Linked DNA regions of Mus musculus: all the other regions are linked to region 3. The links are chromatin loops, found by intact Hi-C in ENCODE. Cell type or tissue: heart. All regions are shown on one strand. Region 1 holds the start of Lmln (leishmanolysin-like (metallopeptidase M8 family)). Region 2 holds the start of Hacd2 (3-hydroxyacyl-CoA dehydratase 2). Region 3 holds the start of Osbpl11 (oxysterol binding protein-like 11). Region 4 holds the start of Snx4 (sorting nexin 4).

What was found. Peaks named below come from ENCODE experiments on the same cell type or tissue, not always from the same donor. Only the 100,000 strongest peaks of a DNase experiment are listed, where the experiment ranks them.
Region 1: it touches region 3 in a loop (2.6-fold over the local background); 4 of 42 quality-filtered maps call a loop at or near these places.
Region 2: a loop joins it to region 3, with 8 times the contacts of the local background. A loop is called at or near these places in 2 of 42 quality-filtered maps.
Region 4: a loop joins it to region 3, with 2.9 times the contacts of the local background. A loop is called at or near these places in 5 of 42 quality-filtered maps.

What each region holds. Positions count from the first base shown.
Region 1 is chr16:33,058,330-33,066,329 of GRCm38, reverse strand. Rpl35a (ribosomal protein L35A) reads right to left here. Exons shown (of 5, transcript NM_001130485.1): 4 at 7,507-7,651; 5 at 6,141-6,232. The coding sequence ends at 6,209. It overlaps Lmln (leishmanolysin-like (metallopeptidase M8 family)), which reads right to left and starts at 3,809. Exons shown (of 17, transcript NM_172823.2): 1 at 3,596-3,809; 2 at 1-19. The coding sequence starts at 3,781. In heart, no CTCF peak of the experiment used is centred here; a DNase peak (open chromatin) is centred at 3,909; H3K4me3 peaks cover 2,441 bases; H3K27ac peaks cover 1,875 bases.
Region 2 is chr16:35,019,862-35,027,861 of GRCm38, reverse strand. Hacd2 (3-hydroxyacyl-CoA dehydratase 2) reads right to left here and starts at 5,441. Exons shown (of 7, transcript NM_023587.2): 1 at 5,227-5,441; 2 at 1,920-2,037. The coding sequence starts at 5,381. LOC105246106 (a long non-coding RNA gene) reads left to right here and starts at 5,517. Exons shown (of 5, transcript XR_876048.3): 1 at 5,517-5,791; 2 at 5,924-6,020. In heart, a CTCF peak has its summit at 3,383 (motif pointing left); a DNase peak (open chromatin) is centred at 5,491; H3K4me3 peaks cover 2,042 bases; H3K27ac peaks cover 1,247 bases; H3K27me3 peaks cover 749 bases.
Region 3 is chr16:33,180,581-33,188,580 of GRCm38, reverse strand. Osbpl11 (oxysterol binding protein-like 11) reads right to left here and starts at 3,510. Exons shown (of 13, transcript NM_176840.3): 1 at 2,581-3,510. The coding sequence starts at 2,777. In heart, a CTCF peak has its summit at 3,011; DNase peaks (open chromatin) are centred at 2,640 and 3,550; H3K4me3 peaks cover 1,783 bases; H3K27ac peaks cover 1,665 bases.
Region 4 is chr16:33,248,084-33,256,083 of GRCm38, reverse strand. It overlaps Snx4 (sorting nexin 4), which reads right to left and starts at 4,628. Exons shown (of 14, transcript NM_080557.2): 1 at 4,483-4,628. The coding sequence starts at 4,623. In heart, a CTCF peak has its summit at 3,029 (motif pointing left); a DNase peak (open chromatin) is centred at 4,683; H3K4me3 peaks cover 2,264 bases; H3K27ac peaks cover 1,849 bases.

The sequences.
Region 1 (8,000 bases), 120 kb after region 3:
GATGGACCTTATTTATGACCTAGAAGAGTGAATGGTCTGAAAAATCTTTTTTAAAAGTGGGTATGACATTTTTCTTTACTCAAGTAAATTTAAATATAATAATGTGTGTTCATTTAACTGCCCAATTGAGACCTAAGTAAAATGAGCTAAATTTTAAGTGTGACACCCCCTAAAAGTCCCTTACCTTATATTCTATGATGTTAGCATTCCTGAACCCCAAATGTCACCCAAGAAAAATGTTATCATCTGAGAGATAAGCATTTTGAACTTTTGACGTGAGTAAATTGTTACAGTGACACAGCTGTCAGAAAGGCTCGGGCTTGGTGAAGGCTTTGCAGTTTGTCATACAGAATCTAGTTTTGCTGACCCCAAGCCTTTAGAAACTGACGAGAGAGGCTGAGTGGGCAGCTCACACCATCAATCCCAGCATTTGGAGTTCAAGGCCAGCCAGAGTTACGCAGGGAAGAGTTAGACTTTGTCTCAAAAGAGAGAAGAAAATGACAGGAGACTGAAAATGTAAGAGTGTGTGAGAGTGTGCTTGTGTGGGTGTGTGTACATGAGTGTGTGTTTGTCAGTGTCTGGTGTGTGAGTGTGTGTTTGTGAGTAGGTGCGTGTGGGCAAACACCATCTACCTTGTTTTTGGAGTCGGGGTCTCTCACGGGCGAGGGGGTTGCCCAGCAGGCTTACCTGTTTGGCCAGTGAGCCCCAGAACCCCTCCTGTCTCCGCTTCTCTACGGCTAGGATTTAAGTATGTACCTTCACACTCGGTCAGTTTTATTTTTTTCATTTTGGTTTTTCAAGACAAGTTTTCTCTGTATAGCCCTCGCTGTCCTGGAATTCACTCTTCTATAGACCAGGCTAGCCCCGAATTCAGAGATTCACCTGCCTCTGCCCTGAATTCTGGGATGACAGGCGTTCACCACCCCCACCTGGCTTTATTATTTTGATTCTGTAACCCGAGTTCTAGGACACCTAACTCAGGCCCTCAGGCTTTAAAGGTGCTTTACCAAAGGAGCTACACAGCCCTAACAGGACCTAAAGTTACCCTTTAAGAAGAACAAAACCTTCTTACAAGAGAATAACCCCCACCCCTTTTTTTTAAGAGACAGGATTTTTCTATGTAGCTCTGGCTGTCCCGGAACTCACTCTGTAGATCAGGCTGGCCTCGAACTCACAGAGATTTGCCTGCTGGGATTAAAAGCGTGCACCAGCACCAGGCTCAGGATGACCAACTTTATGTAACTTATGAAACACAGGGAAAAAAAAAGTTTTAGCTAAATAGTAGGCTATGCATAACTCATTCCTATAACTCTAACAGTGAATAATCGCTTCCTTCATTATTTTTCTTACATTTAATATTTCTGAATATTTATAGAACAAAAATGGGATCACTCATTTTGTAGAAAAATAGCTATGCTGCATGCTATTGATCTACAGTGTGTACTGTCCACTTTCGTCCCCTGGCAGACAGCCTGCCTGCAGTCTTCCTCCTCACAGGCAGGTGACAGCGCCCTCTGTCCACTTTCGTCCCCCGGCAGACAGCCTGCCTGCAGTCTTCCTCCTCATGGGCAGGCGACAGTGCCCTGTGGCTTTGGTTGTGCTCAGCTGCTGCTGTTACTTTACAATGCTGGAGGCTAACCCGGGGCTTTGGGGTCATACGTTCTATCAGTGGACTACAGCCCCACGATGCATTCATTAAGTTGAGCGTATATTGGGTGTCTTCATATGCAAGGCACCGTGGCAGGTACTTGGATACATGTATGACATCTACATTGCCTTGAGGTAATGAAGACGGCTGAGTCCGGTAATTCCTAATAAACTGATTCAAGGTCACAAACAGAAGGCACGAAAGTCAACTTTAGAGGAACAGGTTAAGGAGAGATGTTGTGGAAAAGGGGCTATTTGAGAAAAGTTAAGAGAAACATAGCTTATTCCCTCTCTGACTTACATACGCACTAGACCACATACAGACTGCAGAATCCAGAGCACCAAACTCAGCACTAGCATACAAAAGTGGAACTGCTAGCTTCTAGGAATGGAATGGCAGCGTCATATAGATAATATATATTGTCAAATTTGGAAGAACTATTTAAAACCAGTTCCACTTGAAGCCAAATGTGGTAATCCACCCCTATAATACCAAGACTTGGGAAATGAAGGCAAGTAGAGGCTACAGAGTGAGTTCCATGCCAGCCCGGGCCTCAGGAGACCCTGATTCAGAAAACAAAACGACTAAAGAATACTAGTTGAAGGCACTAGAGGAGAAAAGACACAGCTTGCAAGGTCTGCTTTTGAAATACAGGAACGGTGCCTCTGACTTGTAAGGCCCCCTTTTCCCAGGGGTTTTGTGCAGGAGGCAGAACACAGAGCATTACGGGCTTAATGAGAACACATGTTCAGACCTTACAGTAGCACAAGGTAACGGGGAGAAAGACTGCGAGGGGGAGGCTCACAGTGGCCACTACCTAATGAAAACTTAACAGTTACGAGACCCAGCAGAAGAATGTGATGTGTGCTGAGGGAAGAGAGCAGGGAGCAGAAACCACCTCTTCAGCCCTGAATTGAAGCAACTCCCTTAATGCGACTGTCATGTGCTCACTGGGCTTACAGGGAAATGAGCGTATAATAAGGTGTCGAGGAAGGCTAGCAATAACAGAAAGAACCAAACGAGGGGGAGGGGTGTGTGTGTGTGTGTGTGTTAAAAGAACACCAACAAAACAAAAAGCTCACTGGAGAGGATAAACGATGAGCAGAGCCAGAAGTGATATCATACTTCTACAACCCCAGCACTCTGGAAACTGAGGCAGAAGGATCTCAAATTCCAGGCCAGCCTGAGCTACACAGTAAGTTCAAGGCCAGTCTGAACACTGCAAGGCAAGGCTGAAAGCTACGCGTAGCACAGAAGAGAACCTGGTTCAATGCCAGAATACAGATAAGGCCTCCAGACGAAATGGGAAGAACGCTCTACTGGGGAGGTTTTGGTAGGCAGATCTGAGTGAACCGAGACTACAAGAATTTATAAAGACTGAGAGAGAGTTGAGGTGAAAGGAGGTGCAGACTTTACAGAGCAGAGGGGATGGGATAAAGGCAGCAAAGCCATAACTAACTAGAAAACGAATCCTGAACTTTGGTCTCCTGAGTTTTCTCAGTAGTAGCCTTCCTACCAACAGCTCTGTCTGGTTCTCCCTTCAACTGTTTCTCAAGTCTTCGGATAAGAGGTTCTCGGTGTGGTGCTTAAGTAAGCAGCATCAGTATCTAGGAATCCGAATTGTGGGGATGCATGCCAGAGCTCCTGAGTCAGAAAGTGGGGGGAGCGGGGCGGCAATCTGTTCTAACAAGCGCTTCGATTATTCTGATGCTCGTCCAAGTTTGTGGTACTACTGGCTAAGCGGAACGGGAGGGGACAAGTGCCTAACTCAGCTGCTCTGCAGGCAGCAGGGGCTGACGGCGGGTCCCGCGGGTCCGGCGGGTCCTGCGGGTCGGGCGAGGGCTTTCTCCTGCAGAGCACCTGCAGTCCGCCATCCGGGACGCCACACCCTCCACGTTACTCCAGCCACTCCCTCGCCCGGCCCGTTCGCGCCCCGCTTCGCCCTACCTCAGTGTCCGAAAGGACGTGATGGCGACACGGAGGCGAAGTGCCCAGGGAGACGGGAGCAGCTCCGGCACCGGCCGGGAGCCCGCCCAGCACAAGCAGGACGCCTCGCACCCACAGGCAGCCGCCCCAGCGGCCTCGCGGCCCTGGTCCCGGGCCGCCCGCTCCTCCAGACCCAGCGGCCGCCATCTTCGGGCCGGCGTCGTTACCATGGAGTGCGACGCCTCCTCGCCGCCGCCCGCCCTCGCCGCGGACAGGTGGCGGGCCGTAAGCCGCCTCGCCATTGGCCGGCATTACGCCGGGTCCGGCGGAGGACGAGGGCAGCGGCGACCGCGGCGACGCGCGGAGCTGGCCAATGAGCGCCGCGGGGCAGCCCACGTGAACTGAGCTGTGGGAACCCTGGGCTAGCGGGGATTAGTGCAAAGCGGTCGGGCGTGCGGAGCGGCGCATTCAGAAGCTGCTGCTGCCACTTCATTCCGTAGCAGCTAAGCGCTCGGCCCACAGCTGGTCCTGTGAACCAGACCCTTCAGTCCACTCCAGCACCATCACGTAACTACCAAAGCTATTTGGACAGCCAACTAGGGTTATGGTACATATGTGACAGCTTGTCTACCCACTACACAGGGAAAGTTAGAGAGCCCCGAGCTACAAGGTTGAAGTCTGCGCAAAGGTCACTTGCCATAGCATGTGTAAGTCATTCCTTATACCTTAAAGGAGTCTCAACCTTTCTCTGCTTACCGCAAATACTTAATTCCCAACATTGGCTCAACTTTGTAAACATAACTATTCAGCTTCCAAAGCCCATCCCGCCTCTTTTTTGTTGTTGTTACTGGGTTTCTCTGTGTATCCCTGGCTGTCCTGGAACTCACTCTTGTAGACCAGGTTGGTCTCGAACTCAGAAATTTGCCTGCCTCTGCCTCCCAATTGCTGGGATTAAAGGCGTGTCACCACTGCTGGGCTTCCTAACTACTTTAAAGATGGAATTCTAGAAATTGTTTAAAGCAGCACTTATTGTCCATTCAATTTCAGTTCTCAAAATTGCAAACCCCACCTCAGTTTATGGTGATTTGTCAAGATAGATCTGACACCCTCTTCTGTATCTAAAGACTACAGTGTACTTACATATAAATCTTTTAAAAAAAAAAAATCCCGCCGGGCGTGGCAGTGTACTTACATATAAATCTTTTAAAAAAAAAAATCCCGCCGGGCGTGGTGGCGCACGCCTTTAATCTCAGCACTCGGGAGGCTGAGGTAGGTGGATTTCTGAGTTCAAGGCCAGCCTGGTCTACAGAGTGAGTTCCAGGACAGCCAGGGCTATACAGAGAAACCCTGTCTCGAAGAAAAAAAAAAAAAAAATCCCAGCGGAGTACCTAAGACCCCTGTGCCGCTCCTTTCAGACACCTAACCTTTCCAGTGGTCACTGCTGACCACATAACTGACACACAAGTAGCTTTTGGGGAAAACAATTTAGATTATAATAAATCCAAGACTGACACCCCTAAAAAGTAGTTTCCAATATTAAGTACATAGGAATCTAGTGAGCTAACCTAGTTGCTCTTTATTACTCCTTTGGAGACCACTCACAACCCAGCAAGGAACACTTTTCCAAAAGTACAACTTGCAATGCCAACTTCGCTTTGAACTAACCAACCTTTCTGGGAACTGCCTTGTGCCCTCTGATGCAGTTTTCCCCGCAATAGTTGCAGTACCATCATCTTGGTGGAAAGGACTCAACCATTTTTTGGGGTGTGGGGGTACCTCACTATAGACCAGGCTGGCCTTTAACTCAAGAGATTTGACCACCACTGCCTGGCCATTTCTTTAATAGCTCAGGCTCTGTAGCACAGTCCAGTCTAAATTGGTTAATAAAAGAACTTGTTAGCAACCTAAATATGCCTTATTTCCAGGATATCCTCAAACCTTCATGTGTTTGAGAGCCCTGCATACTTTTGTAAATATGCTATTATCAACCCTGCAGGTACTGAAACCAGCCATTTTCAAGGGCAGTTTTCCAAGGTAGAAATAAAATGCACTAGTCTGACCTTTTCAGGACATACTACTTTCACTTGACCAATCCCAAATCAGTCCCCAACACCACCATGCCATCCTACCCCCGTTTATCCAGACAAGCACCATTCAAATTCTTCCCAAGTCCCTCCTGAGTTCTGGATTTGTATGGGGAACAAGCATGCACTATTACCATGGTGCCTCACCTCACGCCCACAGCATGGCAGTGGTCAGTGTCTCAGTGAGATCCACCTCAGGCCTATGATGACTTGATGCTTCTTTCACTAAAAATCTAGAATGGAAATCACGCTCCTATAGGTTACTCATATAACCCAGCTCTGCTCCAGCATTAATTAACAGAAAACTTTTCCTGAGACAGGCTCTCACTATACAGTCCTGGCTGGCCTGGATGTGAGCATCTGCACTGAAGGTATATGTCACCTCACCCAGGAAAACTTTTTGTCTAATACTATTACATAGAAGTTCCTTGCACTCCAAAACTGCTATACAACTCCAAACACCTTAACAAAGAGAAACTCAATTTAGGACAGATGTGAAAAAAAAATACAAGAGCACAAATCTACTTTTATTTATTTACTCTCCATTAGTTTAAATCCGGGATGGGTACAGCATCTGGGGAAAAAGAAACAGAAACATTAGGTGAATAATAAATATCACATTACCGTATTACTCATCCCAAAATGCACCTGGTGGCTTTATCCTGATAGTAAGGAGGCATTTGCACAGCATCTGACCTTATGTAATACTCATTTTGTACATGGTCATCTACAGTGACACGTACATTCTTGAGATGGAACGGTCTCTCTCTCACTGACTGCCCCACAGATTCTCCCATTTCCCAAGGGCTCAAATTACAGACATGATACTGCTGTGCCTGTCTTTATGTGGCTGCTGGGGGAAAAAAACCTCAGTTTTTCCAACTGAGCCACCTCCCAGCCTCAGGAACCAGCACTTTTCCCCCCTGGTACCCAAGACCAAGGGTCATGAATGCTAACTATAATCAGGACTCCGAACTGACCTATGAACCCTAGCCCCAAATCAAAGCAATCAAAACTAAACAAAAATACTCAAGTGAAATGGCTTAGTGGATACAGGCACTTGCCACCAAGCCTGACCACATGGAGTTTGATTCTTGCAAATGCCACAGCAGAATAGCTGACTCCTACAAATTGCCCTCTGACTTTCATACACTCTTGTGCCATGTATGCCCACATAAATGACAGCCCTAAAATGCAAGTTGTCGAGTGGGGTATGGTGGCGCCCAACATTCCCACCATTAGAGTACACTATAAATGGACCCAAGCGAAAGTATGACAAAAATCTCAACATAGCATGCCCCCGTGGGCCAAAGTCCTGAAACATGGTATGAGCATGCTTCCCATGTACAGGATAAAGTCACTGTCTAGTCTGGCAGGACTGAGATGGTAGACATAACAAACCATAACATGCCCCCCAAACAAGGCACGACATAAGATGAGCTAGGTAGCATTGGCCTGAAATCCCACCTACTTAGAAGGCTGAGGCAGGACTTAAGTTCAAGACCAGCCTTGACAACTTTGTGAGAACCTGCCATAGTCAAATATGAGCCTTGTGTACATAACAAGTTCCAGGACAACCGGGGGCACACCATAAGACTTTGGCACAAAGACACAAATAAATCCTGTCCAAAGTATTTCTCCTCCCAGGTTGCTTTAGTGATAATGAAACTTAAATGCTATTCATTTGCGGGCCACCCTCGCCTGCTTCACCCTGCCAGTTCTGTTTTTTTCCACTTAAGTCAGTCACCAATTCACAGAACTGGTTTATACTCTGGACTTTTACACTCACAAGTCTTGAGGTAGGTAGTAAGTATCAAAAGAGCCATTTATTTTGCTATTGGCACTCACCACACGGATTCTGTGTCCAATGGCCTTTGCAGGAAGGTTGCTTCGGAATTTGGCACGAACCATACCGCTGTTTCCGTGGGCCCGAGTTACCTTTCCCCAGATCACTCTGGTTTTGTTTGGTTTACCTCCAGGAGTCACTGTATTGCTGGTTTTTAAAGACATAAGCGGCATGAGCTCCAACACGGACATAAACATGACACTAACTCAGTTATTTCCTAGGGTCCAGGCTCCCACCTCTACTCTCCACACAGAACACCTTGAGAAATTGGGGGGAACAATATTCATTCAACAATTCATATACATAAAGCCTATTTCCAGGATAGTCAGAAGAATCTGTGTACTAAAACCATTAAGAGTAAATGTGGAAAGACACAGCAATGACACCTACTCAGGATAAAAGCTGAAAACGAGGACCTGAAAGCACAGGCTATCAGAGACTGAGAATGATGGCATGAAGCAAACGACTGAGGTCTCAACCAGGCTGAGCCTCAGCT
Region 2 (8,000 bases), 1.8 Mb before region 3:
CAAAAACTTTGCATTACTGGGACTATTGATGCTAGTTAGCTGGAGCTAAGAAATTAGCAGTGATTAAGAAGAGATCAGCATCGTTGAGGTGACATCTTCTGGGAAGTGTTTTCTAAAAGTACAAAGAGGCTGTGTTCCAGAGATAGCCAAGGTTGTACTCCTGCTGCAGCGGGACTTGGTAATGTGTAAGGGTCACCCGGGTGGTACTGGTTTTGAAGGCATGAAGGGGTCATGCAGAGCAGCTGAGGCTCAGCACTGTGAGAGGCTATGGAAGGCCACTGGTGAAGGTGCAGCCTCAGCTGCAATTGACAGCCCAGGACTGAAGGGGTCATGCAGTGTTTTGGAGATGCCACTACCATGAGATGACCACCAAGAGCAGCAGCAGTGGAGTACAGGCATCTGGAGCCTAGAGGACTACGTGTGTGCTACAAAGGTCATGGCTGGAGAAGTGACCCAAGCCCTTGGAGGAGCCCAGAAGATCGTGAGTTGGATCCCAGAATTGGATGGTTAGAGAACAATTTTTGCTTTTGATTGTGATTGTGCTCTGATATGTTCCCTCTTGAAGGGAGAAACTATTTTAGTGGAGCCCACAGTTAAGAGACTTAATTGTAAAAGGACTTTGGATTTTAAAAGAGATGGATATTTTAAAGAGATTGAAATTTTAAGAATATGTAAAGACTGGGACGTTTAAAGTTATTTAGAGCCGGGCGTGGTGGCGCACGCCTTTAGTCCCAGCACTTGGGAGGCAGAGGCAGGCGGATTTCTGAGTTCGAGGCCAGCCTGGTCTACAGAGTGAGTTCCAGGACAGCCAGGACTACACAGAGAAACCCTGTCTCAAAAAACAAACAAACAAACAAAAAAATTAAAAAAAAAAAGTTATTTAGACCTTGGGGATGAATAAGAATGTAAGGGTTGAGGCTTACTAGTGATGTGTTTGTGTGTCAAGTTGACAAGGGGTCAATTGTACTGGCTAGTTTTGTGTCAACTTGACACAGCTGGAGTTATCACAGAGAAAGGAGCTTCAGTTGAGGAAATGCTTCCACGAGATCCAGCTGAAAGGCATTTTCTCAGTTAGTGATCAAGGGGGAAAGGCCCCTTGTGGGTGGGACCATCTCTGGGCTGGTAGTCTTGGGTTCTATAAGAGAGCAGGCTGAGCAAGCCAGGAGAAGCAAGCCAGTAAAGAATATTCCTCCATGGCCTCTGCATCAGCTCCTGCTCCCTGACCTGCTTGAGTTCCAGTCCTGACTTCTTTCAGTGATGAACAGCAATGTGGAAATGTAAGCTAAATAAACCCTTTCCTCCCCAAATTGCTTCTTGGTCATATGTTTGTGCAGGAATAGAAACCCTGACCAAGACATCCCTTTATTCCTAAAATTGTTTGAGTTGGATTTCTCTCAGCTGCACTTACAACGCAAACTACACTGACTCAGGAAAGAGGACCGAGGCAAGCACGGAACCACCAAACTCACTGCGAATCTCTAGTGTCTTTCCAAAGCCTTCAATAATGTGGATGCCTCAGGCAGGTTCAGCTCAATCTCCTGTCTATTATCATCAATACACCACCTCCACCAAATATGCTCACCGTTCCTGCTATATGGACCCTGAAAGTATCTGAGCCTGTCAACACCTTACCAGGGCACTTCTAGAATCTCTCAAAATTCTAAAAGAAGTTTGCATCATTTGATTTCCTTTAAAGCTGGAGATAAAACATATTCCAAGCAATACATTAAATGGAATTTTAACTTTTTTCCTTCATATTTCAAAGACCATCAATTTCATAAAACAAAATTTCCAAATTTAAAGCAAATCCAATAAGGATAGGGCTATTTCAGCATATTTTATCATACTTAGTAATGGTTATAAGTATCATATTTTCTACTTATAACATTTGGAATTAGTGACAAAAATCTCAAACGTACCTCCAGTAAGGCTCCTGTCTGGAAGAACTTCAAAGGCCTTTCTATTGAATAATAAAGGCTATGGTAGCTCCCCTTAGCCAGGTATGCTCTCACCAGCCCAACTGCTATCACCAGCCACCTAGTAAAAAACAAAGTACAATTAGAAGAGGAAAGCAAGAGTACGCTGGACTCAAGACAATAAAGACATAGGAATAGCAGAGCATGTTCAAAAGATTGAAAAAGACCCGAGATTTACCAAGTGCTGTGGTGTGCTGCCCACATGAAGGGCATGGTGCCGAGTAACATTATTGTGAGGTGGCACCGTTAAGAGCTGAGACCTAGTGAGATGTATTTAAGTCATCAGGGACATGCCCTGACAGAGCCTCTGGGACCCTGGGCCTCTTTCCTTCCCTCTTCTGTGGCATGGTCATGAGGTGAACAGTTCTGTTCCTGCTGTGTCACTGACCCAGTGTAAGGAGGCCCTCAACTGTGGGACGCAATCACCAAACTTTGCACCAAAACAAACCTTCCTTTTTTGCATGTGGATTATTTCAAGTGTGGTATAAAAATCACTGTCCTTCACAAAGACCACACTGTAGCACAAATAAGTGTTACACTACCTACAACATCCTGTAAAATAAAATTACGTGGTGGCAGCTCACTTGTCTAGAACTCGGCTCTCTGATAAACCTGTCTGCTGAGAACAAGGCCAATGCAAAGGGAATAAGTTATTATGGTCTTTGTGCAGTGAAATCAGGTCCCAGAAAGTCTAATGGAACGAGGGGCTCAATTTTAATTGATTTATGCTGTTAAAGGGTCTTTAATAATATTTAGACGGGAAAAATACTTTAAACTATTTTATACAAGTGCCTCAGTGGGACAGGTCCGTATATCGTGATCTTATTTAAATTACATACAAAATATGAATAAAAGTTGCCTTTGAAAATGGATAGTTTTCAATTTCTCAAGACCAAATGAGAAGAGATCAATAAGTGTATTGATTAGAAACCCACGAAACCAGAAAGCACCAGGACATCCAGTTGTGGGTCTTACCTTTCTGCTTGACCTTCCTCCTCAAAAAATTAATATTAGGCCTTGTGGCTTCCTGTTAAATTTTATAAGGAAGCAAATGGAACCTGGTCATTAAGGCCCATCTCAGAAAGAGCAGATTCAACTAAATGTACACACTCAACTAGGCAACAGTATATATGTTCTACACCTACAAACTATCATAGAGGGACATTAAATAAGGGTTTATAACAGAAGAAATAAATTCCTTACTAGCTTAACTGGCCAGCATGGGCAGTAACAAATTAATGTTCAAGTTGATTAAAGCATTAACTTCCCTCTCAAAATTCCGATTTCTGGGCTGGAGAGATGACTCAGTGGTTAAGAGCACTGACCTGCTCTTCCAGAGTTCAGTTCCCAGCAGCCACATGGTGGCCCGCAGCCACCTGGAATGAGACCTGATGCCCTCTTCTGGTGGGTCTGAAGACAGCAACAGAATACTCCCATACATACATAAGTAAGACCCTACTCCTCATTCTTGTGTTCATCGCCCAGAAAGGAGGTCTTTCCTCATTAGAGGACTGTGACATCGCTCTTCAATACAATGCTTCTACCAACATCTTTGCTAGAACAGGAATCGTACATATATGTGTATAGAGAGAGTTCTAAATGTTCTCCTAAAAAAATAATAATCTGGGGACATTTATGAGAACAACAACTTGTAGCTGCAATAGTTCTTTATTGACTTAAGTTTAGATCCAGGGATTTTGAGAACTTGTATAATCACATGCAAGCCTGTGTTCCTTTCTTTTCTTTTTCTTTTTTGTCTTTTTGGTTTTGTTTTTCTTTGAGACAGGATTACACTGTGTAGCCCTGGCTATCCTGAAACTTGCTCTGGAGACCAGGCTGTTCTTTAACTCAGAGATCCACCATGCCCAGCCTGAGGGCATGTTGTTTCAACACCTCCTATCTGCAATACTAACAATCAGCCTACCACCCTCCAAGCCTATTTCTTCATTAAAAAGCAACATAATTTCTTTAGGCTTACAACGTTTGTGCAAGTGTGTATTATTGGCCTGTGCTAATACCAGCATCTGAGGAACATACAAAATTAGCTGATTCAAGTAAAGTGATTTGAAACAGGGTTTCACCGTATATATGCATTTTGTGTATATTTTAAGTTTTGATCCCTGCCAACGTATTTCCTACTGTAAAAGATAATTAAGAATGGATTTTCAAAATACAGTTTTAAATTTTTTCTGTATACTTGAAAGTCTTACAAAAAAAAAAAAAAAGCCATAGTGCTAGCACAGTAGTAGAGTACAAGCAAGTGTGAGGCCCTAAGTTCAATCGCCAGCACCAGTAAACAAACGGATGAATGCTTGCTAGGGAGTCAAGAGTGGTGTGGCACAGGCCCCTGATTCCAACAGTCACAAGATTGAGGCAGGAGAATCACAAGTTCCAGGCGAGCCAGGACTACATAATGAGTTCTGGTCAAAAAGAAAAAAGAAAAAAAAAAAAAAAAAAAAAAAAAACGGGAAAAGAAAGAGAAAAGGGAAGGGAGAACAGAAGGCAGGAGAAATTGCACCTAAGAAGTTTTACGACTTAGGAATTTCCTGACAATTTAAATTTATATGGTGATCCAGCTCACCAAAACCACCGGATTGCGAAACTGGATTCACCTAGCCCAACTCTACCTAACTGGGGGGGAAACAAAAAAACAAAAACAAACAAAAAAAAAAAAAAACCAAACCCACTAGAGACCCAGAGAAAGAAGCAGGTTTCTTCAAAGTCCCAGGGCGAGTTGTGTGAGAACTGGAACTAAAAGCCCTGCTATGAAGAGACAGACTTGAAATGGGGTAGACACCATCCCCAGAGTCGATTCTCTCCCTATCTCAACTTGCCCCAAGAAAATCTAAGTAATCCCCCTCCAAAGTCTCCGCCCCGGTCTCGGACCGCTCCGGCTCGGGCGGCTGGCGGAAAACTTCGACCACGTTCCTACCGCCTCCCAGACGAACGCTCCCGCCTGGGTTTTGAAAGCGGCCGCCTAAATGAATGATCTCCGCAGCCAGGCGGGCTTCCTCGCCGGGCTGGGGAAGTGCTGACCGGCCGCCCGGGGCTGGCCTCCGCGCCGCGCCGCGCCGCACCTGTGGCCCGCCCGCTCGCCCGCCCGCCCGCTCGCCCCGCCGCGGCCCTGACCAGGCAGCTCTGCGGCCAGCCTGCCCCATGCTCGCCCCGCGGCCGCCCCGGGCTGCGGGTCCGACCCCGCCGGTCACAGAGCTCGCTCCCCGCCTCCCCGGGGAGGGAGCTCCAGCCTCACCCCGCCGTCATCACCACATTGTAGATGACCAGGTACGCCGTGGCCACAGGCCCGGGGCCCTTCTTCTTCCGCGCGCCGCTGCTGTCGCCAGCCCCGACTCGGCCACTGCCGCCCCCATTCCCCTTGGTCGCTGCAGTCGCCGCCGCTGCCGCCATGTCAAGCGCCCGCAACCCCGCTCCCCTCGCGCCTGCACCTCAGACCCAACTGGGCTCTACGAGGGGGCGGAGGAAGGGACGAGGGAGAGGCGGGGCCGCGGCACGGGGCGGAGCCGGGACAGCGCCCACGGGGGCCGCCATCTTGGATGAGGGCAAAGACGCTCCAGGCGCTCGTCTCCGTAGCCGCCATCTTGGATAGGGGTAATTTCCTCCCAACTTCCGGCGCACAATCCGTGTGGGCATCCAGCGCCAGGTTTGATCAGGTTAATGTGAACCTGGGCCTCACTTGTCAGGCCTGTTCTTACGGATAATTTGTCTCTGGTCATTTGCTATCTTATGACCATCTCTTCCTGCTGGATCCAAATGATATGTCCTGGTCCTCGGTAACTTTAGCCTCTACCAGGTACCAGGTATCTTTACCCCTGTACACAGTTGCCCAAGTAGCTAGAGGGTGATTGACGTCAGTTAAGCTGTGTGTCCTGTTCAGAGAGCAGAAGGAACCAGCATTTTTGTAACATATTATCTTTCTCTTCTAATTGTAGCCAACTCGGGGAAATAGCCTTCAACAATTTCTTCCCTGTCTTTGGATTTTTTTTTTTTTAAACCTGCTCTCTTGGACACTCCCAACAGTCTCTAAAGGTTAGCCAGTTTTTCTCCATTTGTAGGCCTGCTTTTTATTAAAGAGGATTAAGGTCAATCAGTGGTTAGTGGTGGACCTTGTAAGGCAGTAAAGAGTTGTTTATACCTACAGGTTATGGGCTAGGTGGGAGGGAAATACTTCTACTGAGTTAGATCAGAAATAACTTCTGAAAGCTCCTTTAATCTGCTGACCCCACTCATTTCTTTTTTTAGTACTTTCTTCATAAAAAGTACCTTACTATCAGTGTTCATAAATATACTGGCATTTATGTAATGTAATAAAATATGTATTGATTCCAAGAAGTACTTGTGGAGCATATACAAGGTTGTATTGGAAAATATACATATTTCAAAATAAATGAAAGAAACAAACGTCGTCAGTCTTCAAGAGATTACACAGAAGGATCCAGGAATGAATCGATATGAATTAGCTGGTGAAAAGTGGTATCAGAAAATTATTACAATGATCCAGGTCACAATGATAGTGATTTAAGCCAGTGTGATAATAGTTGAAGTGAGGAACATTGAATTCTCAGAATATTTTAGAGTTAGTGAAATGTGTTGGGTAGAACATTTGGTTTTAAAGGAAGGTAAAAGGAGCATTCAGATTGCTTGGGAGAACAAGCTGTAAAAAGAAGTAAGTTTGAGCTGGACGGTGGTGGCTCAGGCCTTTAATCCCAGCACTTGGGAGGCAGAGGCAGGCGGATTTCTGAGTTCGAGGCCAGCCTGGTCTACAGAGTGAGTTCCAGGACAGCCAGGGCTACACAGAGAAACCCTGTCTCCCCAAACCAAAAACCAAAAAATAAAAAAAAGAAGAAGAAGAAGTAAGTTTGAAGGCAGAAGTCAGGACTTTTATGTTTAGCTTGAAATCCTTTTTAGAAATGTAAGTGGAAATGTGGAAGAGACAATTAGATTTAGACTCTGAGGTTCAGGAAGACCTGCAGGCTAGAGATTTGAGAGCTTCAGGATGCTAGGATTGAAAGTCATGATGCACCCCCAGAAACTGAGAGGTAGGAGCAGAGAAATTGCTGAATTCTCATCCTTACCTGCTCTCAAAGACTGTAAAGACATCCTGCTGCCTTTTCCCCTGACTTTTAAAAGAACATGTGAAGGAGGAAGGTACAGGTTTAGTTTTCAACATCCCTTACTCCATCATCTGACCTCAAAAATCACCAAGCACACACATGGTACATATACATACATGCAGGTGAAACACTCCTACAATAAATAAATCTTAAATAAAATAAAAACCAAGCCAAAAAAAAAACCCCAAAAACTAAAATCCAAAAATGCAAACCACCCCCGCACCTCTCATAAAGGAGTGAACTATTTTTCAAAACAATCATTCACTTTAAAACTCTCATTCATTTAACTGACTCTCTTTTCAGTATAATACAATAGGAAAGTAAGAGTCACAAAGGCATAAAGTTGGAAATCAACTTAAAACTCAGAATATATTTTTGTAGTTATTTATACCCATCAGCTCTGCAAAGTACAGGTGATCTTTTTAATTACACATAAATATCACTGGGGAGGGGAGATAGAATAGATTTTGTGGGTTGACTAGGAACAAGTGGGGATGGAAACAGGATGGGTCAGATGAGGGGTGAGTAGAGGAAGAGAGTCCTGGGAGAGACTACTGGAATTGGGAGGCATTTCAGGAGCAAGGTAGAAACTCCATGCAATGGAAACTCCCAAGAATCATAGTGATGGGGAATATGGAGCCTGTATCAGCCATCTGATGTAACCAGGCAAGACTTCCAGAAAAGGGATTGGGTCACCAACCTAGCCACAAAACCTTCAACCTACAATTTCTCCTTTCTGAAAGTGTGCTGGGGTAAAGGTGGCTCAGAATTTGTGGGAGTGGCCAATCAATGACTGGTCTAGCTTAAGAGCCATGAGAGGAGAGGGAGCCCAATGGACCTGACACTCCCTGAAGGCCAGGAACCAGAGCTGGATAGCCCAGACAGACACCTAGGA
Region 3 (8,000 bases):
TACCCAACTATGTACATTTTCAAAACTGAGATAGTATCAAATTACAGTAGAGATTAAAGCTACTGGTGAGATTTGCAATGTTCAGACAGGTAGTTAAAAACCTGGCTCTTGAGTTCCTGAAAGATTTCCTGACTCGGACTCCATTAGCTGAGGTCAGAAAGGAGAAAGAGATAGAGTCCACAACACAAGTAAGACAGCCTTGAAAAGGGGAAAAGCCAACCTAGGCAACTAAAGGAGAGAAAAGCCAACCACCACCGAGACACTGAGGACAAACAAAGAGAAAGTTCTGTCAGGAAGTCAAGAAAGTGGGGTGCCAGTGCAGCTGTGGCCCAGGGATGAAAGGGCTGGCTTTCTCAGAGAACTCAAGAAAGAATTCTAAAAGCATGTGTACTTACAGGGAACTCAGGTGGAAGAAAGACGTAAAAGTACTCATTGTTCCTTAGTAGGGACAGAGCAAATGGCCTGAGTTGTTTGAGAAGCAGTAAAGGATTAGGTCACTTTTTGTAATTGTTATTATTTTGTTTTAAACATCTTTAGACTCTAAACCTGGGGGAGAAGCCAAGAAAAGGAGACCACGAGTTGTTTTGTTTTTTGGTCTGTTTTTTTTGGGGGGGGGTTTCGAGACAGGGTTTCTCTGTATAGCCCTGGCTGTCCTGGAACTCACTCTGTAGACCAGGCTGGCCTGGAACTCAGAAATCCACCTACCTCTGCCTCCCGAGTGCTGGGGTTAAAGGCGTTCGCCACCACCTCCCGGCGAGACCATGAGTTTTGAGCACCTAATATTTGCTCTAATTCTACTTCATTTTTCACTTTAATTTAGAGTGGTTTTCAGAATTGCTACTATAAGACTGACCTCTGGTTATCTTGAACTTTTCCTTACTTCCTTGAATGATATCAAAATATCCCCACAAAAAAGAATTTTCTTATGGTTCATCTTAACACATAAATTGAGAGGGGCTGGAGAGATGGCTCAGCAGTTAAGAACACTAGCTGCTCTTCCAGAGGACCTGGGTTTGGTTCCCAGAACCCATGTGGCAGCTCCATGATGAGTCCAGGTCCAGAGGATCTGATGCCTTCTTCTAGATTCAATAGAGCCAGTGCACACATATGCAAACATACATACATACATACATACATGCAGGCAAACATTCACACCCATAAAAAAATAAAATGAAAAAAATCACAAAGGGGGAGAGTTACACTGACTTGACTTCAATCCCCATTGCCAATTACAAAGTTAGCTACTCTTCTCACTTCTGTAGGTTCATGCCTGCATATTTCACATAGACATATATTTGCATATTAGGTGATACAGGGTGATATATAGTCCTAGCTGTGCTGGAATTTACTATGCAGATATGAGGCTTGCCTCAAAACTCACAGAGATTCTCCTGCCTGTCTCCCATGCTCCAGGATTAAGAGAGAGCACCACCACGCCCAGCCCACATCTGCATATTGTAACACACGCGCAGTTCATACATATGGATAGTACTCATGATAAATATGTAGCTTTCACAACATCTTGGTTCCTACCCCTTCCAAGTCTTACAAGTGTAGTCAAAGAGTTTAACACAATCAAAAACCAAACCAAACAAACAAAACCAACTAGAATTAAACATACAAGCAGTTACCCAAAATTTCAGTATTCATCAGTGTAGATCCAACATTATAGGATGCCCTAATTCCATTCATTCTTAGAATTATGGGTAGTAATCTCTCCCTATACTATATATATATATATGTATATATATATATATATATACACACACACATACATACATATACATATATTTTTTTGTTTTACAAACCCTTTATACATATATTTTTTAAAGCACCAAAATGAAGCTTTTGATATTTCTCCAAGTTTTTCATTTACATTAATAAAAACTAACAAATGGCCGGGCGTGGTGGCACACGCCTTTGATCCCAGCACTCGGGAGGCAGAGGCAGGCGGATTTCTGAGTTCGAGGCCAGCCTGGTCTACAAAGTGAGCTCCAGGACAGCCAGGGCTACACAGAGAAACCCTGTCTCGAAAAAACCAAAAAAAAAAAAAAAAAAAACTAACAAATGTAGAATTTCAAGAGTTTTCAAGTAGCCTGATTACACTCTACTGCTTATCAGCCTCTGTATTTAAGTCCCTCCCCTTCTCTAAGTCACAAGCAACCAAAGGATAAGATCTTCTCTGACTCTTGTTACTCGAATCATTCCACAAGTTTTGAAGACCAGCATTTGCCTCTCAAAGCGCTGAGTTCCACAGTTTCTGCTCTAAGAGACGTTCAGGCTTGCTTGTAAACAGATTACAACAGAGGCAAAAACCAGAAGTGAGTGTAGAGATAAATCAGAGGAAGAATAAGCCCTTGGATAATCGAGAAAACTCTGGGGTACATTTCTGAATTCCTCAAAGGGCCTCAAAAAATTACCTGTTGAATGAATTTCTGAAGAAAGTCAATCCTGCTCACGAAAGCAGGGTTCTATCTCCAAGTCAGATCATCAGCCGCTTTGGAATTGGCCTTCCAACTGGGATATGCAGACCCCATCACACTCCGAGCCACCCCAGAACATCACTTTGGAGGGCCATACCTGTACTGCCAGCCTTTCGCACTGCCACCGCGGCTGCTGTTGCTGCTGCTACTGCTGATGGCACCCCCACAGCTGCTGTTGCCGCTGTTCTTGTTCGGGGTCACTGCTGTGGCCAAGCCCTCCAGCTTCCCTTCACTCTCGGAGACTTTCATCACCGATGCCGGCTCACCTCCCTGCATCTTAACTCCAAAGTTCATCTGCCCTTCTCGGGCGAGGGACACCAAGTGCAGAGTTATTTTGTAAGTACTTTTCCCCCTTTCTCTCTCTCGTTTTTTTACTCTCAACGGGATCTCAGACCTCGGCTAGAGTGGAAATCGACAGTGGTCCAGAAAAAGAGGACACGCATTTCCACTTTGGTTAAAAGTTTTAAAGAGCACGGGTACCCTTCAGATAGATGCCTCTCCCGAGCAAGAACAAGGAGGACAAATCACCCCGCCAGAGGGCTCGGTGCCACACTCCGAGGAGCAGCCGGGCGGCGCGGGCGAGGTCGCGGATCCTCTGCCTGGGAACGCGGGGCAAGGACGGGGTCCACGGCCCGGGAGCCCCGGAGCCCACGGCCTGACCTCAGGACTCGGGGGTCGGGCCAGCCGCGCCGCTTCTTCTCCTCAGCCGGGTCCTCGGGAGAAAGGGCCCTGTCCAGCCAGCTCCGCGGTTCCCACCGCAGCCCCGAACTGAGCCGGAGCGGTCGCGCGAAGCCCGCGGAGGGTCGGGCAGACGCCGCCGGGCAGGACGCGGGCTCCGAGGCCGCTGAGCTTGGGCCGGAGGCGAGGGGTTCACCGTGGCCTCCTCCGAGAGCGCTAGCCCTGGAGCCCCACGGAGTTCACAGGAGCCGACCGCTCCCTGGAGCTTCCTTAGCCCTAAACGTAAAAGCCAGAGCCAGGGCCCGGGCCGCCGCCCCACCCACAGCCGGTCACCCACCCGCCTGCTAGCTCTCCCCGCCTTCCTTTCCGGTGTCGTGTGAGCTCATTTCCGCTAGCATTGAAGCGGCGGCGCCATCTTTGATTGGGGCAGACGATCCCGAAAGGAGGCGGTGACCGGAGCCTCAAGGGAGAGAAGGAGCTGAAAGAAGCAGTGGGGAAAGAGGCAGCAGGCGGGAGGGAGGGAGAAAAAGGGAATGAAACGGTCTTGCTAAACAGGTCCTATACTCTCTTGGGGAGCCCCATTCCTTGCCTTTTAAGGGAACCTAAAAAAATAAGAATTTACAGAACAAAGTGGGGAAAAATAACTGATCAGTCATTTTTGAGCAACAAAAAACCCAACATGATATTGGACTAAGGTAAATCGTCTTAAAGAAAAGGAAATTGTCTTGGAAATTAGAGCTCTTGGTGATGCTGGAGAAACTTGAAGTAGATTGATATAAAAAGGATTTACTAATAAGCTTACTTAAAAAGGACCAATAACACTGGAAGAAAAGTAGTTTATTGCCACGTTTGTTACAAACTGTAAGAAAGAAAACTTTTACCATAATTGAAGTTTGGGGTCTCTGAAGAAGTTTCTCTTACTGTTTATCCCCTCAGCTTGACCTCCAGTTAGGCTCCACTCCCACAGCAAAAGGAGACAACCTGCCATTATACCCATCAAAGAGCATTCCTAAAACAAGACACAGGGGCAATGCAGGACCACAACCATCTGCAAGGCCCAGCCTGCCATTAACTCTTTGTCTAGGCACAGGGAAAGTTTACCTCTACCAGGTGGGCATGATTAACCTGGGTAACAACTACTTGAAAGAACCACACTGGTGTACTTAAGAAATAATCCTTAGCCGGGTGTGGTGACACACGTCTTTAATCCCAGCACTTGGGAGGCAGAGGCAGGCGGATTTCTGAGTTCGAGGCCAGCCTGGTCTACAGAGTGAGTTCCAGGACAGCCAGGGCTACACAGAGAAACCCTGTCTCGGAAAAAAAAAAAAGAAATAATCCTTGTCTTAGGGTTCTCTGGAGTCATAGAACATATGGAGTGTCTCTATATAGTAAGGGAATTTATTGTAATGACTTACAGTCTGTAGTCCAACTAACCCAACAATGGGCAGCTGTGAGTGGGAAGTCAGGCCTGTGAGGCTAGTATAAGCTGGTCTTCTGTGGAAATAGATTCCAACAGACTTGCTAGCAAGTAAGTACAATCAGTTGAAGAAGAGTGAACCTTCTTTCTTCAAGGTCCTGATGTAGGCCTCCAGTAGAAGATGTGGCTTAGATTAAAGGCGTGTGCCACCATACCTGAACCTAAAACTTGCTTTGTCCCAGGCTGACTTTGAACTCAAAGATTTGCTTACCTCAGTCTCCTAGAATTAAAGGTGTGTGTACCTTGCCTGGGCCTAAGATTTTCATGGCCACTATGGCTCAAGATCTCCATGTCAAGATCCAGGTCAAAAACCTGTCTTCCAGCCTCAAGATCTGGATCACAGGTGTGCCCTCCATTTCTGAATTGTAGTTCATTCCAGAGGTAGTCAAGTTGACAACCAGGAGTAGCCATGACAATCCTGATGATAACTTTGCTGTGCAACTGTCCCATTTGCCCAGAGTTGCAGTCTCCTATTTCCTCTTAAATTGTTCAAAGTGTGACCTGAAAAGGATTTAAGGATGATGGCCTCTGTGGAATGCAGAGGCCTATGGTATATCTCAGTTAGCAGAGGAGTCTTCTATTCAAGGCTATCTCCTCTTTAGCAGGAGGCAGAGTTGGATTATTACTAAAGAACATTGCTCTTGGTCTCATATAGTGTCAAGTGAACCACATGGAGTTCTCTGTCTACCTAGTCCTGGGTCTGGTGGTTATGGTGAGTGAATGCTATCACTGGGTTCTGGTTATCAGCCTTGGGTGTAGGGGAATTCTTGTCTAAAAGGCATGTTTTACTATGTTCATCTGGACAACATGGAAGTAACCCCTACAACTGAGAATATAAATAAATACATACATACATACATACATACATAAATGGATTTGGGGAATGAAACAGATAATCGGTGAAATGTGGTGGAGAACCTGACTTAGAGAAGGAAAACGTGTATAAAGGGATGTCTCACAAGATAACTTTTAAAATGAGAGGATGAGAGACAAGGATGCTAAGGGAAGAACTGTGTTAGGAGAGAGAGCTCCCACATGATGGAGTCCTGAAGGAAAACCTTCAAATCCCAGAACCAAGGAGGTTTCCAAGTTCTCTAAGCAGGTGGCAGGGTTTTCCACACCATGTGACAGCCAGCCTAGCCTACTTGACTCCTGGCACAGAAGTAGGCACCAGGTAGGACCATAAACTTTTTTTTTTCAGTTTCCAGGGAGAAAAACATGATTTGTTTTCCAGCCGTAGCTGAAACCTGTCAATTTTTTGTCTCAAGGACAGACTTTAGGGGAGCATGGCCCGACTTTCCCAAGGCTACCTACCATATCTGGCCTCTTAGACTGACCGGGTCTTCAAGCAGCAGGTCTAACCAGTAGAATGTCATGGAGATTTTTAACTGGGAGGGGCCTGTGAGCTGATTAAGAGTTTTAAGTGGGCTGGAGAGATTGACCCAGAGGGTAAGAGCACTGACTGTTCTTCTGAAGGTCCTGAGTTCAAATCCCAGCAACCACATGGTGGCTCACAACCATCTGTAATAAGATCTGATGCCCTCTTCTGGTGTGTCTAAAGGCAGCTACAGTGTACCTACCCTTAGCGCCACAAAAACGAGGCATAGTGGCACCCCTGTAAAGCCAGCACTTGGGAGGTGGAGACAAGAGAACCGAAAGTTCAAGGTTACCCTCAGTCACATAATGAGTCTGAGGCGAGACCAGGATACATGGGACCATGTTTGTTAGAAAATAAACTCGAAGTGTGTATAGAGAGTTGATTTTAATGAAAGAGAAAGGGAGACTGGTTATTAATAGCAGATAATTATACAAAAGTAGGTCATAAATGATAGTGGAGTCATAGCAGGTGTGATGAGGAATACGTCAACCCAGGGTTGACATGAGGGTAACATGGACTGTTGTGGCAAGAGTCAGAGAATGACCGCAGGTAGCCAGACCCACCATGGAATGCAGTTACTGGGAAAGCCAGTGCCAGGCTAAAAGAATGCAATTTGAATGTCACTACTTTGTTTTGTGTAAGAAGCTCACCAGGATAAGTTATAATGAGAGACCCTTGTGGAATCAGAACGAGAGAAACTGTTTGCATGGATTTGGGCTTTTGTTGTTGTTGTTGTTGTTGTTGTTGTTGTTGTTGTTGTTGTTGTGCTGTGATACTAGGGATCTAGCACAGGACCTCAGACATGCTAAGCAAGTGCTTTACAACTGGGCTATACCCTCAGCCCTGTTTTTCTTTTTATTTTACCTTGGGGGTCTTAAGTTGTCAAAGCTAACCTTGAACTTGTGATTTCTGATCTCGGCATTCCCCCATAGCTGGGATTACAGCCTGCATCACCAGGCCCAGCTAGATATTTGTTTTTGCTTGTTATTGTGTATTAGGGTCTAAATCTGACCTTCACTCAGTGTCCAAGGAGAGGGGAAGCCATGATTTGAATAAAGAAGATGAATGCACTTTTCTGAAACCTTCAGTGGGACGCCGGATGCTGGGAGGTTGGGGTGCCTTCCATAGCAATCCTGCTGGCCAGTAGATCTCCTCTTCTGTGGGAGAAGCTTCAGAGTGGCTTCAAGAGGTAAAACTGACATGAGCTCTGCCCATGTGACTTTAGGCAAGGGACCCAATAAACCTCTCTGGATCTGTTTTCCCTCATCTGTCAAGTAGTAACAACATCTCTGTGGAGGACTGAACTGTGTCTTCATTCCCACAGATTGTTGAAGCCCTAACTCTCCCTTCCGTGAGATGGTGTTTGGAAGCAGGACCTCCAAAAGATGATTACAGTTAAATCAGGTGGTGTGGATTAGTGTAGACAGTTGTCCTTGTCTTAGGAGTTACTGTGTAGGAAGAGACTGAGAAAGCTAGATCTCCCATCTGAGGATGCTGGAAGAAAACAGTTACGTATGCTAGCAAAAGGGCCCACACCAGAAAGCACACACACTGTGCCTTCGTCCTGGACTTTCACCCTCCCAAGCTGTGAGAAAAGCCGTTCCTGCTGTTTGAACCATCCAGCCACATCCTGTATCTCTGCAGGTCAGCACACCAAAACCTTTTTTTTTTTTAAAGGCCACTTTTGTCCCCCAAATGAAATGTAGTTTTTTTTTTCTAGCCACATTCTGACTTTACAACTAGACCCATCTGTATGTCTCTGTAGGTGCAGAATCCTAATAATATTATGTGGAGTCACCAGCATGTGCAGTTGGTGAGTGTGCAGGGACAGTCACCTCAGCTTCTAGGTCACCATTCTCTCCTTACAGGCTTCCCCAGCCACTCTTTATTATTATTATAAAATATTTATTCATTCAGAGAGAGAGAGAGAGAGGAGACAATTCCCAGGAGTCATTTCTTCTTCCACCATGCGGGTTCTGGGGAT
Region 4 (8,000 bases), 68 kb before region 3:
ACAATGCAAGCTTTCTGCTCAGTTGAGATCCTGGGAAGTACAAAGGATCAAGGTGCCGGGAGACTTGGTATTTGGGGAGATCTTGCTTCTAACCAGGAACTTTTGGGAGACATTCAAAGTCTAAGCTATAGGATGTACGTATAAAATTTCTCTTCGTTTTTACATTATCCTCACCTGCAGACCCACTTAGATCTGCTGTTCAGGAAGGGAAGGCGCTAATTATGCATTAGGATGCCTAAGTACCAGCTGAGCAAACTCTCGTGGTTCTGTCAACACTGCCAAGCCTAGGGCACATTCCCTTTTAAACTGCCACTTATGAGTTCCTGGGCAATGACGCTCAGTGAACATCAGCCCCTGCACCAGTCTCTTAACTCCCGAAAGCTTTCAATTGGAAAAGGAGTGTCTTACCTCCATTCTCTCCGGTTCCCCTTCCATTCTGCTAGGTTTCCTTACCTTCTGACTATTTACTACTTTTCTTAGAGATTGGGTTTCTTTGTTTCTTCCCTTTTCTAAAATATTGTTTTTAGTTTTTTGTTTTGTTTTATAAGATAGGGTCTCTATATGTAGTTCTGGCTCTCTTGGAACCAGGCTGACCCAAACAGGGAGATCCACCTGCCTCCGCCTCCAAAAGTGCTGAGATTAACCACGTGTCACCATGCTCCCAGCCTTTAAATCATTTTAAATAAAACTGACTACAGCTTTGTTTTGTTTAAATGAATGTGCTCTTAGGTACAGGGTAAGAATAAAAAGGAAATGAGATAAGATTTCTAATTAGCCAATGTTAGTATTTTGTCTAAACTCCACCCCCACAGTTACCTGGCAACAGCCAGGTAGGCCTGGCCCACTATAAAAGGGGCTGCTTGCCCCATCCTCTCTCTCTTGCGGTCGTGCCTCTCTCTCTTGCTCCTTCTCTCTTCCCATTCCCTTTCCCCCTCTTTCTACATGGTCGGCCTCTATTTCTCTACTCTCTCCCTCTCTCTGCTTTTCTCTGCCTCTACTACCCTATTACTCCCCTCCCCACGCCCTGAATAAACTCTATTCTATACTATACCATCGGTGGCTGGTCCCCCGAGGCCCCTCCTCCCCCCACACCTCACCACACCCCCACAGAACATATTCTTCTACTTCTTTATCTTTTTATAAACACATCAGCTGATGGCAAAGGACTAGAGAATCACAGAAGGAAAAACAAAAGGAGGACATGCACACACAAACACGTGCACATGTACATACATGAACACATATACACAAATTAACATAAAGGTCTAGATTTATACTGTAAGTTCATATTAATTCAACATGTATGCTCACAAAATAATAAAATTTTATCATCATGAGCAAAATCAAAGTCCTTCTGATGCCTGGAACCGACACAAGGGTTGTGTGCAGTTCTGTAGAAAGCGTTTGCCTGGCATGTGGCAAACTTAACATTCCATCCCAGAACTTAAACAGGGCTGGGCATGGGGTCATAACCACAGGATTGGAGAACATTTTAAATAAATCCTGACAATCTTCAGTATTCATGGACACATCTGGCACTATTGATGGGAGGGAGTGTATACTGAATAAACCACCGTGGAAACAACCTGGCACTGACGGCTACAGCTCCACACACTACTACCACCTGTGACCCTGAGATCCCACTGCTAAATGTAGACTAGAGTCTTAGACATTTCGAAATAAGAGATATTTAGGAGGAAGCTCATGTATAATAACTCTCTAAAACAGCAAAAATTTCATTATCCAACTCTCCATGAACACAAGAGATAAATAAACCATGGACTACACAGAAAGACCAAACTATAAAGCCATAAAAATCAATTAGCTAAAACACTTTAGAGATGATAAATCCCAAAAGAAAGAAGACATATGGAAAATATTTCATTTATGAAACTTCAAAATTGAGTAAAAGTAAAGAATGTATTATTTAGAGATACAGTCATAAAGTAAGAGGAAGTATGGAAGCTCACATCTGTAATCCCATCACTAAGAATCAAGAGAAGGGCTGGGCGGTAGTGGCGTATGCCTTTAATCCCAGCATTTGGGAGGCAGAGGCAGGTGGATTTCTGAGTTCGAGGCCAGCCTGGTCTACAAAGTGAGTTCCAGGACAGCCAGGGTTATACAGAGAAACACTGTCTCGAAAAACCAAAAAACAAACAAACAAAAGAATCAAGAGAAGGATTCCCAAAACTTCCAGGCTAACCCAGGTAAAGGTGAGAACCTACCTAAACAGAGCAAAAATATCACAAAATGGTGGTTCTTGCCTGTAATCCAAGAAAATCAGGAGTTCCAGAATGCCCTGGGCTACATGAAATCTTGTCAAACAAAAACATATAGAATAGTCTAAGTCTGGGCTGGATAGACAGCTCAGTGATTAAGAACATTGTGTGGCTAGGTGTTGGTGGCACAAGCCTTTATTTCAGCACTCAGGAGGCAGAGGCAGGTGGATCTCTTGTGTTTGAGGCCTGCTGGGCCTACAGAGTGAGCTCTAAGACAGCCTTACGTGGCCTTGCAGAAGACGCAGATTCTGTTCACAGCATCCACCTGGTGGCTCCCAATCATGCTTACTGCCACTTCCAGAGGATCTAATGCCCTCTTCTGACCCTCACGGGCTCACAAATGACACATGTGCACACACACACACACACACACACACACACACATACACATGCACGCAGACAAAATACTCATACATACAAAATAAAATAAATCTTCAGAGTACATACTGCTCTTGTGAAGGACCCAAGCCCAGTTTTCAGGACCCATGTCAGGCAGTTCCTATAACTACAGCTCCAGACAGTCACACCCACAGTCACAGAGTGATACCCACACACAGATACATACAAAATAAAAAAGAAACTCATGTCAAAACTATGTATTAGGGCTGGCAAGATGGCTCAGCAAGTAAGAGCACTGACTGCTCTCCCGGAGGTCCTGAGTTCAAATCCCAGCAACCACATGGTGGCTCACAACTACCCATAATGAGATCTGATGCCCTCTTCTGGTGCATCTGAAGACAGCAACAGTGTACTTATGTATTATAATAATAAATAATTATTTAAAAAAAGAAAAAAAACTATGTATTAGCCAGGCATGCCTTTAATATCAAGGAGGCAGATCTCTGCATTGCAGGCCGACAATGTCTGGGGCTTGTAGGGAGGGCTACATATTATATGATGACAATTATAGGACATGCCTGAAAGGGAAAACAACAGGAATGAAGAAAAGAAAAAGGAAAGAACAACAGGAGAGGGACAGAGAAGAACAGGCAGCGTAGAGGATTTTTTAGGACACTTAAAAGTTCATGTGACAGTGTGTAAACTATGGACTTTGGGTGACAACCTGGCCTCACCGCGTATAACATAAACGAGTCTGGTAAGAAGCGTGGACAAGGCACAAGTCTGAATATGAGAACTGAGTATACGGGAAAATCTCCCCATTTCTCTTTCAATTCTACAGCGACCTTAAAACTGTTCTCAAAAATCAAAGTCTTAGCCGGGCGTGGTGGTGCACGCCTTTAATCCCAGCACTCCTGGGAGGGGAGAGGGCAGATTTCTGAGTTCGAGGCCAGCCTGGTCTACAGAGTGAGTTCCAGGACAGCCAGGGCTATATACAGAGAAACCCTGTCTCGAAAAAACACAAAACAAACAAACAAACAAAAAGTTAAAGTCTTTAACTTATAAGCACACATAAATGGTTTAAGTAGTCAAAACCTCCAACTGCTGAGAAGTTCCTGGTTAGCTCTCTCGAAACTTAGTCCTCTCTAGAGACGCATCAATCATAAAAATGTACGGGTTACCTTAGCATGAATACCTACTGGGGGTGAGGGGGCAACAGCAAAATGGCTGGACAGGGGCTGAGCAACTGAGGGTCAGGGAGTTCAAATACAGGGCGCTAATGAGTTTCCTAAACATTTGTTCATCAGAGTCTACAAATCCGTCACGACCCTTTGGATGGATGCACTCACAGATTGACAACGCGACACTCCCTTAACTCAAAAGGTGAGAAACACCAGTTATCACCGAGGGGCGGGGATTGCAGGAGGAAACATTATAACGACATTACAGCTAAATGGAGAGTTCAACAAATGTTTCTTCCTCTGTCCCTTCTCTTTAACGTGACGCTGATGTCTATTTCCCGACGTGTCCATAGGCCAAGCCCCCCTTACTGCGCACACTCGCCTCTCACCAAGGGTGTAGCCGCCTCCCAGCGACCCCCTCGGCCGGCCGGAAACAGCAGCGAGCCTCTTCAGGGCCAGACCCCGGGGGACGCGCCCACTGACACCGCGGGCCACGCCACCACGGACACGCGTGACAACGCCCACGCGGCGCTCCGGCACGCCGCGCCTGTGAGTCCATTTCCACTCCGCATCGGGTCATCCTCCGGTCTCGGGACCGCACCCACCAGACCCAGCCAGGGCGGCCCGGCCCGGCCCGCTAGGCCCGGCCCCAGACCGGAAGCCTCCGCCGCCCCTCTCCTCACCGTGTCGACCCCTGAGCCGTCTTCTCGGGTGCCCTCGTTCTCCTCACCGACCGCGGCCTCCAGCACAGCGCCAGGGCCACCCAGCGGCTCCAGGGGTCCAGGCTGCAAGAGCTTCTCGGGGTCCGGAGGTGCCTGCTCCATAGCTGTAGTTTGGCACCGCGAGTCCAGTGCGCCTGCGCGGGGCCTTGACTCCAGCCGCCCCGCCCTCTGCTTGTGGTAGCTCCGCCCTGCGCTCTCGGTAGTCCCGCCCCTGCCCACAGAAACTCCTCCTAGGCAGCGGAGACCCCAGAACGCTGGACCACCAGCCAAGACCTGCGACCGAGGGAGGTAGGGGAAAGCTAGGGCGACTACAGAGGGTTGGCTACAAAACTGGTAATCTGGGAGAGCCGGTAAAGACATAAAGAAACTAAAGTGAAGTGAACTCAAGAAGTGCAGAAGCCACTCAGATTGGCGATCCCCTCAAGTAATTGTGTCATTAAAAAGAAAGGGAGATTGTCTTGTGACCATCGCCCTTACCTTGCATTCACAATTCCGTTTCCCCTCGCAAAGACCAGAGCAGCATCAATTATTAACTTTTAGAGAGTTGAGTAACGCATTCAGCAAAAGATAACGCCTAAAGATTTGAGAGGTAAGATGGCTGAAGCAGGCTGGAGAGCGCCATTGTTAAGTAAGTGTTTAAACTTTAGACGCTAAAGCAATTTAATTTTCTACAAGTCTCTTGTAATTTCCTGAACCTACCCCTTGGCAAGATTCCCTGTGGTGACCTGAAGAGAAATGTTCACTGACTGTAGCCTAAATATGGGACCTTTGGGTTGGTATTTTTGTACAAAACCTGGTCTCGGACCAAAACTGATTCTTGCCAAACATCCTTTTCCGGGTTGTGAAGCACAATTTCTTCCTCCTGGAGTTTTCTCCCTGGCTTGGTGGCAAAGTTCCATTCATGCTCAAAGCACTTTCTCTTGTTATTTTACAATAATTTGTTCTAAATCCAGCTTCCTCCAGCTAGACTCTAGACTTCTTTAATGCAGGGACCCCTTCTCCTATCCTTTCCCTGTTCCTTCCTTACAGAGCCTGGACTATTTATGTATTTAGGTATTTTATTGTTCGCCAGGGATTAGTTAGGTCCGGCAAACCCCCAGAAAACATGTTTTTAAATCAGAAGACTTTTTTTTTTTTTTTCCGAGACAGGGTTTCTCTGTGTAGCCCTGGCTGTCCTGGAGCTCACTCTGTAGATCACCAGGCTGGCCTCGAACTCAGAAATCTGCCTGCCTCTGCCTCCCGAGTGCTGGGACTAAAGGCGTGCACCACCACCACCCGGCAGAAGACTATTTTATTAATCACACAAGGATAGATTTGTTCTCATTATCTTGTGATCTTTTCCCAGTTTCTGAGATCTCAGAAAACTAGATCCTAAAGCCGGCAGGATGTTCGTTGTGAGCTGACCAGTGGGTGACAACGAGGAAATGACACCTGGCTTTGTAAGGCCTGAAGGAGACCATATTATTGTCTACTGTTTTGTTTTGTTTAAAAATAAAAGCTAGAAGCCGGGAAGTGGTGGCGCACTTCTTTAATCCCAGCACTTGGGAGGCAGAGGCAGGCAAATTTCTGAGTTTGAGGCTAGCCTGGTCTACAGAGTGAGTTCCAGGACAGCCAGGGCTATCTAAAGAAACCCTGTCTTGAAAAACCAAAAAAAAAAAAATTAATTAAAAAGTAAATAAATAAATAAATAAATAAAAGCAAGCTAGTCTGGTGGTGGTGGCAGTGCATGATTTTAATTCCAGAACTTGGGAAGCAGAGACAGGAGGATCTCTGAGTAGAGGCTATCTATATAGTGAGATCCAGGACAGCCTGGGCTACATAGAGACACCCTGTCACTAAATAAATAAACACTTAAATATAATAATAATAATAAACTAAAATGAATCAGACCTCTATCCTCCACTACTGAGTGCTGGAAAAACAGGTTGAGTGCCACTACCACACTGGGTAGAACCTCTCTGCCTAGAAGTCTATTCCGGAAAAGCCCTGCCTTATTCGGAGAAAGGCTTCCTGTAGGGAAGGAACACTTCGTCTGGAGGAGGTGATTCTGGCTGTAAGCAATGGCTTCACAAATCCCAGAGTGGGTTTGGATTTTCCCCCACTGGAAACCAGGATCCAGAAGAGGCTCATAGACTCGGCCTCTGCCCTGACTCCCTGTGCAGCGCAGGGTTCAGGGAGGGAAAGGAGGCAAGGATGGTGCTGCATGCTTTTATAACCCACCCCATGTACGCATGTGCACAAATAGGGAATGGATGGGAAAAACGCTAGGGGAGCTTTGGGCTCGCCATACTGGTGCTGTTTCAGAGAGGGGCCACATGAGTGACCCCACTTGGGAGCTTTCACTTGTTACTTCTATGGGAGGGTCCCCTGCAGGCTTTACAGCAGGCAGGAAAAGACCATCAGGGTGAGATAAGAATGAAACTTAGAACAATGTTAAACCTGAGAATCTCAGAAAAAGACCAGTACCATGATTTCTGAGCCACATTTGAAGCAAGCTTTAATTAAATACTGGCAAGGATGACAGATACTGGCGAGGTCCTTTCAGGGATTCTGCAGAGGCTTGTAAAGGGAAACACATAAGGCGCCCATATTTCCCGTCACAGCCAATCAGAGGCAAGTGTTCCTCCCTACATCTTTCATGCCTGAGTACCTCCCGACTACACGTGATCAAGCACATCTAGTATGATCAAATAAACTTGGTTAGGGGAACAAAAGTATGTGGCTTGTTACCACCCATATACAGTAGGCTCCAGCGTCTCTGGAAGTGTCTATCCTTGGGGAGGGGCTCATAGGTGAGACATTTTTGTTCATGGCTCTTTCAGGCACAGTAATTAAACCTTAAAACATAACTCAGAACATTACTTAACCAGGATCCCACCTAACACAGAGAACAAAACTGTACATTCTATATGATTTCATCATACTAAGTTCACAGAAAACAATCTGTGATTGATTGGAGAGTGGTTGCCTTCAGGGTAATGGGAGGCTCTGGGAAAGGTAGGCATGGCAGCAAATGCCGGTAATCCTAGCACTTGGGAGGTAGAAGATGGGAAGTCCAGGGCCAACATGGGCACTCGAGATCCTATCTCTGAGTCTGTGTCTGTCTCTCATACACACAACAACAAAAGTCAACAGCCAGGTGGCAGGAGTGGCACACACTCGTAATCCTACCACCACTCAGGAGGCAGAGGCAGACAGGTCTCTATGAGTGGGAGCCCAGTCTGGACTACAGAGCAAGTTCCAACAAAGCCAGGGATTTGTTATACAGACAAACCCTGTCTATAAAAACAAACAAACAAACAAACAAAAGATTGACTAAGGAGAGTAAAACTACTCTGTCGTCTGTGTAGAAAACTGGGATCTACAGAAAATCTGCATGAAGTATTTAATAGGCTATAAGATGTCAGTACATGATAAAATTAAATTGTATTTATTTTTAAAAGATTGACCTACTTACGTATGTATGTATGTATGTGTGT